Regions from separate parts of the Homo sapiens genome. Here regions 1 and 3 are each linked to region 2. Evidence: chromatin contacts called from ENCODE Hi-C or POLR2A ChIA-PET data. All regions are on one chromosome and are shown on one strand. Each heading gives the region's core, a stretch centred on a gene start or an enhancer-like site at or near the end of the contact. The rest is flanking DNA. Distances are from core to core; before and after follow the strand shown. Region 1 overlaps CMBL (carboxymethylenebutenolidase homolog). Region 2 overlaps ANKRD33B (ankyrin repeat domain 33B). Region 3 has its middle 110 kb from the start of ATPSCKMT.

Region 1 (2,871 bases), core at 147-2,646, 320 kb before region 2:
CTGGGCCTGAGCCCGGCCACGCTCTGCAGCTCACGCACTACACAACAGCGGCCAGAAGGTGGCGCCGGGGAGGCATCCACTCCCGACCGCCTTTTGCTAAATCGCGCAAAAGCATGGTCTGGACAAAGCATCTCTCAGCTCCATTGTTCCCAGAGGCAGCTGGCCACTGCCTTTTGAGTTTATGTCCTTTTGTGTTGTCCTAAGTCAATATTTAAAGGCGTTTTTAACTCTAAAAGTAGTTGAAAATACCACAATGAGGAACCATTAACCCAAGAAGGAATCATTAGTATAACTTTATGATCCACTTCAGATGGTCCCAGGCCTAACGATGGTTCCACTTTCATTTTTTGACTTTACAATGGTGCACAAGCGACACTCATTCAGTAGAAACTGTTCCCCAAGTACCCAGACAACCATTCTGTTTTTCACTTTCAGTACAGAATTCAATAAACTGCATGAGACATTCAAGACTTTATTATAAAATAGGCCTTGCGTTAGATGATTTTGCCCAACTGTAGCCTGATGCAGGTGTTTCGGGTCGGCCAGGTGAGGCTATGATGCTTGGTAGGTGAGGTGGATTAAATGCATTTTCGACTTGAGATATTTTCCATTTATGATGGGTTTATCAAGACTTAGCCCCATTGTAAGTAGAGGAGCATCTGCATTATTTTTAAAGGCTATATTTCCTATGTGTCTTTTTTGTTTTCGTTTATCTATTGGTCTGAATGCTTCTATATCATGAATTTAGCAAGCAGTTTCTATATACAGATATAATGTTATTTCATTGCTGTAGTAACTTTGGTTTGTTTTGGCCAAAAATGTATAAATTGCTATTTCGATTTTAGAGTGTGTTTTCCTTGGCTTTCTTTCCTTTTTTTTTTTTATTTTTTATTTTAAGAGACAAGGTCTCACTCCCTGTCATCCAGGTTGGAGTGCAGTGGTGCATTCACAGCTCACTGCAGCCTCAAACTTCTGGGCTCAAGTGATTCTCCTGCCTCAGCCTCCTGAGAGGCTGGGACCACAGGCATGTGCCAGTACACCCAAGTAATTTTTTTCTTTTTCTTTTGACAGAGTCTCACTCTGTTGCCTGGGTTGGAGTGCAGTGGCACAATCTTGGTTCACAGCAACCTCCACCTCCCGGGTTCAAGCGATTCTCCTGCCTCAGCCTCCTGAATATCTGGGACTACAGGCGCCCACCACCACGCCCAGCTAATTTTTGTATTTTTAGTAGAGACGGGGTTTCACCATATTGGCCAGGCTGGTCTCGAACTATTGACCTCATGAGCCACCCACCTCGGCCTCCCAAAGTGCTGGGATTATAGGCGTGAGCCACCACGCCCAGCCTTAAAATTTTTTATAGAGACAAGGTCTCTCTATGTTGCTTAGGCTGGTCTCGAACTCCTGGGCTCAAGCCATCTGCCCATCTTGGACTCCCAAAGTGCTAGGATTACAGGCGTGAGTCATCGCATCTGGCTGCCTTTGCTTTCTTTCTTAGTGTGTGTGCATGTTTGTGTACAGTTAGAGCAATTTGTATCTTGGAAAAATCAGTCTTTCTTTCTTTCTTTCTCTTTCTTTTTCTTTTTTTTTTTTTTTGAGACAGGGTCTTGCTCTGTCACCCAGGCTGGAGTGCAGCGGCATGATCATGGCTCACTGCAGCCTTGACCTTCTTGGGCTCAAGCGATTTTCCCACCTCAGCCTCCGGAGTAGCTAGGACTACAGGTGCACGTGACCACGCCCAGCTAATTTTTGTATTTTTTGTAGAGACAGGGTTTTGCCATGTTGTCCAGGCTGGTCTCGAACTCCTGAGCTCAAGTGATCTGCCTGCCTAAGCCTCCCAAAGTGTTGGGATTACAGGCATTAGCCACCACCAGAAAAATATTTTCATAGATGTTGCTCATAAAAATCTTGTGTGATATTGATCATCATTACATTAAAAAAACAAAAAAAGCTATCCCCTTCATCCTAGGTGAAGAAATGGAGAATTTAGATTAGGTGGCTTTCCCAAAGTCACACCACTGGGACCCAGACCTCTTGACTCCCGGTGACATCCTCTGGTTAACTGCATGACAAACCTCCACCTCTATTTTCAGATTCTTAAAACCCATTTCCATAAGATGGGCAGTCTTCACATTATTGGGGGTTGTGTTACACTGGATGGGGAGGCTTGTGATTGTTGTCACTCTTCCACCCCTCCCTTCTGCATGGAGTAAAAATGCACAAGGCAGATTTACCATAGACGGACACCCCTGCCCTGAATTCTGAGTATTTCATCATCAAATGATGGACAGCAGTTCCACCCCAGCAGAATCCCACGATGCCAATTTTCTGGGCATGACACTGTTGTTTCAGATACTTCAAGATAGCACTGATCTCTCTAGAACAGAAAGAAAAAATATTCAAGAATCAGGCTTATTTTGTGAACCCCTCAAAGAGCTGTGCTGATGATAACAGGGCTGTATCAGCAACTGTTTTTGAAGTTGCCAAGGTTTCTTCTTTTGGGAGCTCCACCCTTACTACCTCTGGCCCAACTGATGCATCATCCCAGCACATCTTCCTGCCAAGCCCAGCCCTCCTCCAACTGCCTGACAGCTGCAGGCAAGCTGGGCTCTTCCCAAAACATAGGTCCAACTGCCTCACTCCCAGCTGAGAGCTGAGCAGTCTTCCACAGCCTGGGGATGAAGGCCACAGCCCACAGCACGGTTCGTAAGACCCGAGTCCATGATCTGCTCCCTGCAGAGTGCCCCAGTCTTCTCTGTCCCCTGAGTCTCCCAGGAGAAGAGTCTCCTCTCTCCTCTCTCCCATGAGCAGCCATAACTATGGGCAGACGCCCAGACACTCTCTGACTTCACACGTTCACTCTCTCCCCAAAAC
Region 2 (3,052 bases), core at 105-2,604:
ACAGTAGCTCACGCCTGTAATCCCAGCACTTTGGGAGGCCAAGGTGGGCGGATCACAAGGTCAAGAGATCGAGACCATCCTGGCCAACATGGTGAAGCCCTGTCTCTACTAAAAATACAAAAATTAGCTGGGCGTGTTGGCGAGTGCCTGTAGTCCCAGCTACTCGGGAGGCTGAGGCAGGAGAATCACTTGAACCCACGAGGTGGAGGTTGCAGTGACCTGAGATCGTGCCACTGCACTCCAGCCTGGCGACAGAGCAAGACTCTGTCTTTTTTTTTTTTTTTTGAGGTGGAGTCTTGCTCTGTCGCCCAGGTTAGAGGGCAGTGGCGCAATCTCAGCTCGCTGCAAGCTCCGCCTCCCAGGTTCATGCCATTCTCCTGCCTCAGCCTCCTGAGTAGTTGCGATTACAGGTGTGCGTTACTACACCTGGCTCATTTTTTTGTATTTTTAATAGAGACAGGATTTCACCATGTTGGCCAGGCTGGTCTTGAACTCCTGACCTCAAGTGATCCACCCACCTCAGCCTCCCAAAGTGTTGGGGTTACAGGCATGAGCCACCACGCCCAGCCCATTTTATAAGTACATTTTGTGCCCAATCAAGTATCAAAGACATAATCTTAAAATAAAGGACAGTTCTTCCCAAGGGAAAAAGAAAGTAGGCAACCTGACACATGAATAGATGATGTATGCTACTGTTACACGCACACACACACACTCAGAATAGACTGTGATGCTGTGATAACAAACCACTTCAAGTCCCAGTGGCTTAAAATAACAAAGGTTTGCCTCTCGCTCATTCATGCTGTTGTGCGCCGGCTAGAGGGGGCAGGGCTCTGCTCTCTCTGCCCTCACTCCGGAGGCCCAGTCTGGGAGCAGTTGCATCTCTGAGCTTCAAGGGCAGTCAAGTCAAGAAAAGGGAAGGTGGCACATCGTCCACCGTCTCTCGAAACTTCCTCCTGGAAGTGACACCTGCTATTTCACTTACGTTTAATTACCCAAAGCAAACCAGATGGTCAAGTCAGAACTCAGAAAGGGTGGGGAAATGCAATTTTACCAAGAGGCAGGAAGAAATAGATAACGGAATAACGCCAGTGAGTACTGCAGCTGAATCCAGTGCAACTGAATTGTCCTGGTTCAAACAATTAAAAAAGACTTTGTGTGTGTACTTTCACCAGCTTCTTCACAGACCGTCGCCCATACTTGAGTGAATCTTCCTCCTGTGCATGCTACTGTATATGATAAGTGGAAGAGAATAGAGAGTGTTGTCAGGGACATTTTTGAGGAATACTGAAGTCTACTTGGGACAGTGAAACACACTGGACGATGAGCTTCCAGCTGCTTGTTTTCCTGCTGGACTGTCTGTGAGTTCATCTTCTTATTTAAAGCTCCTTGTTACTGAGTGCCTCCTAGCAGCAGTTTCCTTTAGCCCTCTCTAGGAGGAGCACAAATGCCTATTCCTGGCAGCCTGAGCATGTCGTCTTAGGCGTCCTCTCGTGACCTGTGGTCTGGTGTTTTGCACAATCTTCATCACCACTCCTTCTAGAAGGACTGAGAACTGAATTTGACTTTTAAAACGAAGCTTGGTAATCAAGAATAGCAACAGCAGGCTGAGTACGGGGGCTCACGCCTATATTCCTAGGACTTTGGGAGGCTGAGGCGGGTGGATCACTTGAGGTCAGGAGCTCGAGACCAGCCTGATCAACATGGTGAAACCCTGTCTCCACTAAAAAAATACAAAAAAAAAAAAAAAAATGGGCGTGGTGGTGCATGACTGTAGTCTCAGCTACTCAGGAGGCTGGGGCAGGAGAATCGCCTGAACCCATGAGGCGGACATTGCAGTGAGCCAAGATTGTGCCACTGCACTCCAGCCTAGGCAACAGAGCGAGACTCCATCTAAAAAAAAAAAAAAAAAAGAGCCGTGGTAGTTCTGAAGGGGAAGAGCAAGGAAGGTTTCTTCCCTGCAAAACACAAGGCTGCAGTAGCGAATCAGGATTGCCTTGGGGCTGAGGTAGATTGTTAGACCAATGGGAGCAACTCTCAGGTTCATTCCTGTGTTTATGGGGAGGTGGGATGAGCTTGAGCATGCTGTTACTACCAATGGGAAAAGAATGGATGTGTTCATATATTGTGCTAGGAAAACAGAAAAAGGTAAAATTAAACTTCTATAATAAAAACCATGGTGGATTCAAGACCTCACTATGAAAAAAAAAAAAACTTGAAACTGTTGAAATTAAATACAGAGGAATATCTTTAGGGTTTTTGAATGGGAGGCATTGCTTAAACGCATGACAAAAAGCATTCCTATAAAGGAAAAGATTAATAATATGACTGCATCGAAACGTAAAACGGGATGGTAAATGAAAAACAAGTGGTGTCGAGAAAACAATCGCAACACCCTTGACAGAGCTTCAGGTCCAGGGGCAGCATTTACAGAGGCACCTACTCTCTGTGGTGCCTGAGAGGGAGCGCCTCTTTAAATTTGGTGCCCCAGGGCCTCCTTTGCCACATCTTAGTGCCAGCCTTGGGCGCCAGTGCCATCCTGATGCCAGCTTTAGTGTCTAGGGCTGTATTGCCCAGTAGTGTAGCTGGTACCTCCAAGTGGCTGTGGAACACAGTGCAACTGAGGTGTGCCGTAAGTGTAAAATATGTACTAGATTCATCCAAAAAAGGTAAAATAGCTCATTAAAATTTTTCTATTGATTACATTTTGAAATGGTAATATTTTGGATATGTTGAGTTAAATACAATATATTTATTAGGATTTCATTTGGCTTTTATTAATTTGGCCACTAGAAAATTAAAAATTATCAGCCAGGTGCAGTAGCTCATGCCTGTAATCTCAGCACTTTGGGAGGCAGAGGTGCGCAGATCACTTGAGCCCAGGAGTTCGAGACCAGCCTCGGTAACATGGCAAAACACCATCTCTACAAAAATACAAAAATTAGCTGGATGTGGTGGTGCTCACCCATAGTCCCAGCTACTAGGGAGGCTGAGGGGGGAGGATTGTTTGAGCCTGGGAGGCGAAGGCTGCAGTGAGCCGTGATGCACTCCA
Region 3 (2,997 bases), core at 19-2,518, 470 kb before region 2:
CTACAGGAAAGATGTGTCAAAATCTCTCCAGGATTGTCAATTTCTCCTTGTAATTCAAAGGAATGGCTGTATTTCAAAGGTATTGTATTAGGTGCATACAACGTCAAAACTATTATATCTCCTTCGTGCATTTTCACTTGTATTAATATGAAATGGCTGTCTCTGTCCTTAATACTTTTCATCTTGAGATCTAATTTATCTGTTGGAATATTGCTACGTTCTTCTCTTTTATTAATTTTAAAACTTTCTGAGTCATTATGTTTCATCCTGATTTTTATTTCATTGTTTACGTTGTCACAACTGATAAGTTTGGGCTTATTTAGCCATTATAACATATTTTCTCTCTTCCCCCTGATTTCTCTAGGTTTCCTTTCCTCATATCTTCCCTAAATCTGACCAGCGGAAGCCACGGCCTGGGGTGTTTTCTGGTTCAGTCACAATTTCCAGGGTAGGACTGTATTGTAAGAAGAATGCGGTCACTCTCCCCAAGCGCACATTATCACACTTCTTTTAAGCAGGAGATCTTAGGACTGTGTGAGTGGCCAGTCACATTTCCATTTTGCCAGAACTACCATTATTCCCACAGCCTCTGGAACAAAACCTCTTGCTCGAGAAGGTGCTTCAGATGAACTCACTATTTGAAAATGCATCTTGTTACGCTGTTTTTTTGTTTTTTGTTTTGTTATAAATAATTAAGTTTTGAGGGATTCTGCAGATGCGCCAAAAAACACGTGTCCGGGGTAAAAGCTGTGGAAGGTGCTCGGTTCTAAGGAGAGGGAAGGAAAGCCAAGTGGACCCTGTCATCTGAAATTGTTTTGTCATCCACTGACTTTTACAAATAAAACAGCCGGGCGCAGTGGCTCACGCCTGTAATCTCAGCACTTTGGGAGGCCAAGGCGGGCGGATCACGAGGTCAGGAGATCGAGACCATCCTGGCTAACACGGTGAAACCCCATCTCTACTTAAAAAAATACAAAAAATTAGCCGGGCGTGGTGGCGGGCGCCTGTAGTACCAGCTACTCGGGAGGCTGAGGCAGGAGAATGGCGTGAACCTGGGAGGCGCAGCTTGCAGTGAACCGAGATTGCGCCACTGCACTCCAGCCTGGGCGACAGAGCGAGACTCCATCTCAAAAAAATAAATAAATAAAAATAAAAAAATAAAACAAGCTGTGGCAGAGTAGGTTCTGAAAGGGTCAGAGGGGACAGTGTGCTCTGAGAAAGTGGGCCCACGAAGGTAAACAGCGCTGCCAGCCTGCGGTGTTGCTTTGCCACCCAGGGCAAGCATTCTTGGCACATTTCAGCTGCAGCTGCTGAGCTAGTAAAATCTGAGAAAAGAAGGAACACAGTGAATAAAGAAGACAGAAGTGAAAGAAGAGAGCGCAGCCAAGAGAGGCTCCAGATAAGGCCGCGATGCTAGGGAGAAAAGGAATTTATAACACAGAGAATACACGGCGCTGGGGCTTTCTCGCATTTCTGCTATCGCCGTTAAAATTATCCGGGTTCAAATAGAGAAATGCTCTGTCCTAGTCATTATTCATGTTTCTTTCCAAGGCACAAATTCCAGCATAGGCAATTTTGGCAGGAACTGAACTATTTATTTACTGGATTCTTGCTTACGACCAGGCAAGCAGAAAGCCCTCCAGCACGCACAGAACTGGGGCTGGCTTCCTCTCTCCGATGGCTCCTAGGAGGATCTGCCTGACCCAAATGAGTGCCAGCTATAAAATCTCAGCAAGGCCAAGGGCAGAGGCAGCGCCACTCAGCGAGGGAAGCCATAAACTAGACAGAAAGACCTCCTTGCTCCACACTCTCCTGGATCACATCCTCAGGTGGAGTTTAAATCACTGTGTCCCAGTTTCCACGTCTGTGGGCAGGTGATCCGGCACCCGCAAATTCAGAGCTGCTGGCATGAAAACCCTATAAGGTGATTAGACACACTGGCTTCAGGAGTGTTTGATACAGACACCACGTTCGCCGCCCACGAATCGCCCAACCTCATATTCTGTTTTGCTCTGAATGTGCCACAGCGATCCATCTTCCAGGTCCGATGGGACCTCTCTCCAGCCCCCCGCCCCTGACCTGAACCCTCCTCCTGGTTTTACTTGAAATCACAAACTCAAGACTGCCCCCACTCCCCCCAGGTCCTAGGCTGTGCCCTTTATGATTCAGCCCGAGTCCCTGGGCTGCTAGTGAGGAGGGCACCTTGCTTCCCGGCCCTCAGAGACGCCTCTCTCCCAGGCTTCAGGCTTCATGGCACCTGGTTATGACCTTTTCTCAAAAGGACCTGCAGATCTTGGCCTAAAACGGGGAGGAGCCCCTTGGGGAGATGTAGAGGGAACTTGGGTGGAGAGCAGAGGGAGGAAGGAAGGGTCCCTGGGGAACCAGATCAGCTGATTCTGTGCGGGAAATCCGCAGGGAGCGAGCAGTCACTCAGCTGTCCTAAAAGCCAGCACAGCTCATCTTCCCTCTAGAATTTATAACTCTTCAAAATTCTAGCCTTGGGCCAGAAGTGGTGGGCTCCCACCTGTAATCCCAACACTTTGGGAGGCCAAGGTGGGAGGATGGCTTAAGGTCAGGAGTTGGAGACTAGCCTGGGCAACATAGTGAGACCCCCATCTCTACAATAAATAGATAGATGATAGATAGATAGATAGATAGATAGATAGATAGATAGATAGATAGATAGACAGATACAGTCTAGCCTTGTTTAGGCCCTTCTCTCTCAGAACATTTGCTTTGTTGAAGTGTGAGCATTCCCCAGTAAATTATGAAAGTTGGTTGGCTAAGCTGGTTCCTCTAGACAGCTGCTATGGATGGAATGCTTGTGTCCCCTCAAAACTCACGTGTTGAACTCCTTGCCCCCAAGGTGATGGTATTTGGGGGTAGGCTGTGGGGAGGTGATTAGGTCATGCAGGTGGACTCCTCATGATTGAGATTAGTGCCCTTATAGAAGGGATCCCGGAAAGCTCTCTCAGTCTCCTTCCACCATGTGAGGAC

Evidence for each region. A loop is a pair of places that touch in the nucleus more often than their neighbours do. ChIA-PET counts read pairs that join two places held with the same protein, here RNA polymerase II (POLR2A). Pooled maps may share reads with other maps.
Region 1: a pooled map shows a loop between it and region 2 (5-fold over the local background). The contact joins two enhancer-like sites. A Hi-C loop is called at or near these places in 1 of 168 maps with a recorded cell type or tissue (gastrocnemius medialis) and 6 of 50 pooled maps. POLR2A ChIA-PET finds 5 or more read pairs at or near these places in 1 of 52 experiments (OCI-LY7).
Region 3: POLR2A ChIA-PET joins it to region 2 with 14 read pairs in PC-9. The contact joins two enhancer-like sites. POLR2A ChIA-PET finds 5 or more read pairs at or near these places in 2 of 52 experiments (PC-9 and T-cell).

The regions. Positions count from the first base shown.
Region 1 is chr5:10,284,123-10,286,993 of GRCh38, forward strand. CMBL (carboxymethylenebutenolidase homolog) reads right to left here. Exons shown (of 6, transcript NM_138809.4): 4 at 2,232-2,374. Among named protein-coding and RNA genes, the nearest start is that of CMBL, 22 kb to the right of the region's middle. RefSeq lists a silencer at 6-75 and an enhancer at 176-305. Within about 2 kb of position 1,397, at least 3 of the 41 ENCODE cell types and tissues checked have a DNase peak (open chromatin) inside an H3K27ac peak, as active enhancers do; they include gastrocnemius medialis, where a contact is called at or near this core.
Region 2 is chr5:10,606,462-10,609,513 of GRCh38, forward strand. All of the region lies in intron 1 of ANKRD33B (ankyrin repeat domain 33B), which reads left to right. Among named protein-coding and RNA genes, the nearest start is that of ANKRD33B, 44 kb to the left of the region's middle. RefSeq lists a silencer at 785-834 and an enhancer at 1,505-1,754. Within about 2 kb of position 1,355, at least 20 of the 41 ENCODE cell types and tissues checked have a DNase peak (open chromatin) inside an H3K27ac peak, as active enhancers do; they include gastrocnemius medialis, where a contact is called at or near this core.
Region 3 is chr5:10,137,188-10,140,184 of GRCh38, forward strand. No RefSeq gene overlaps it. Among named protein-coding and RNA genes, the nearest start is that of ATPSCKMT, 110 kb to the right of the region's middle. RefSeq lists an enhancer at 2,803-2,997. Within about 2 kb of position 1,269, at least 2 of the 41 ENCODE cell types and tissues checked have a DNase peak (open chromatin) inside an H3K27ac peak, as active enhancers do.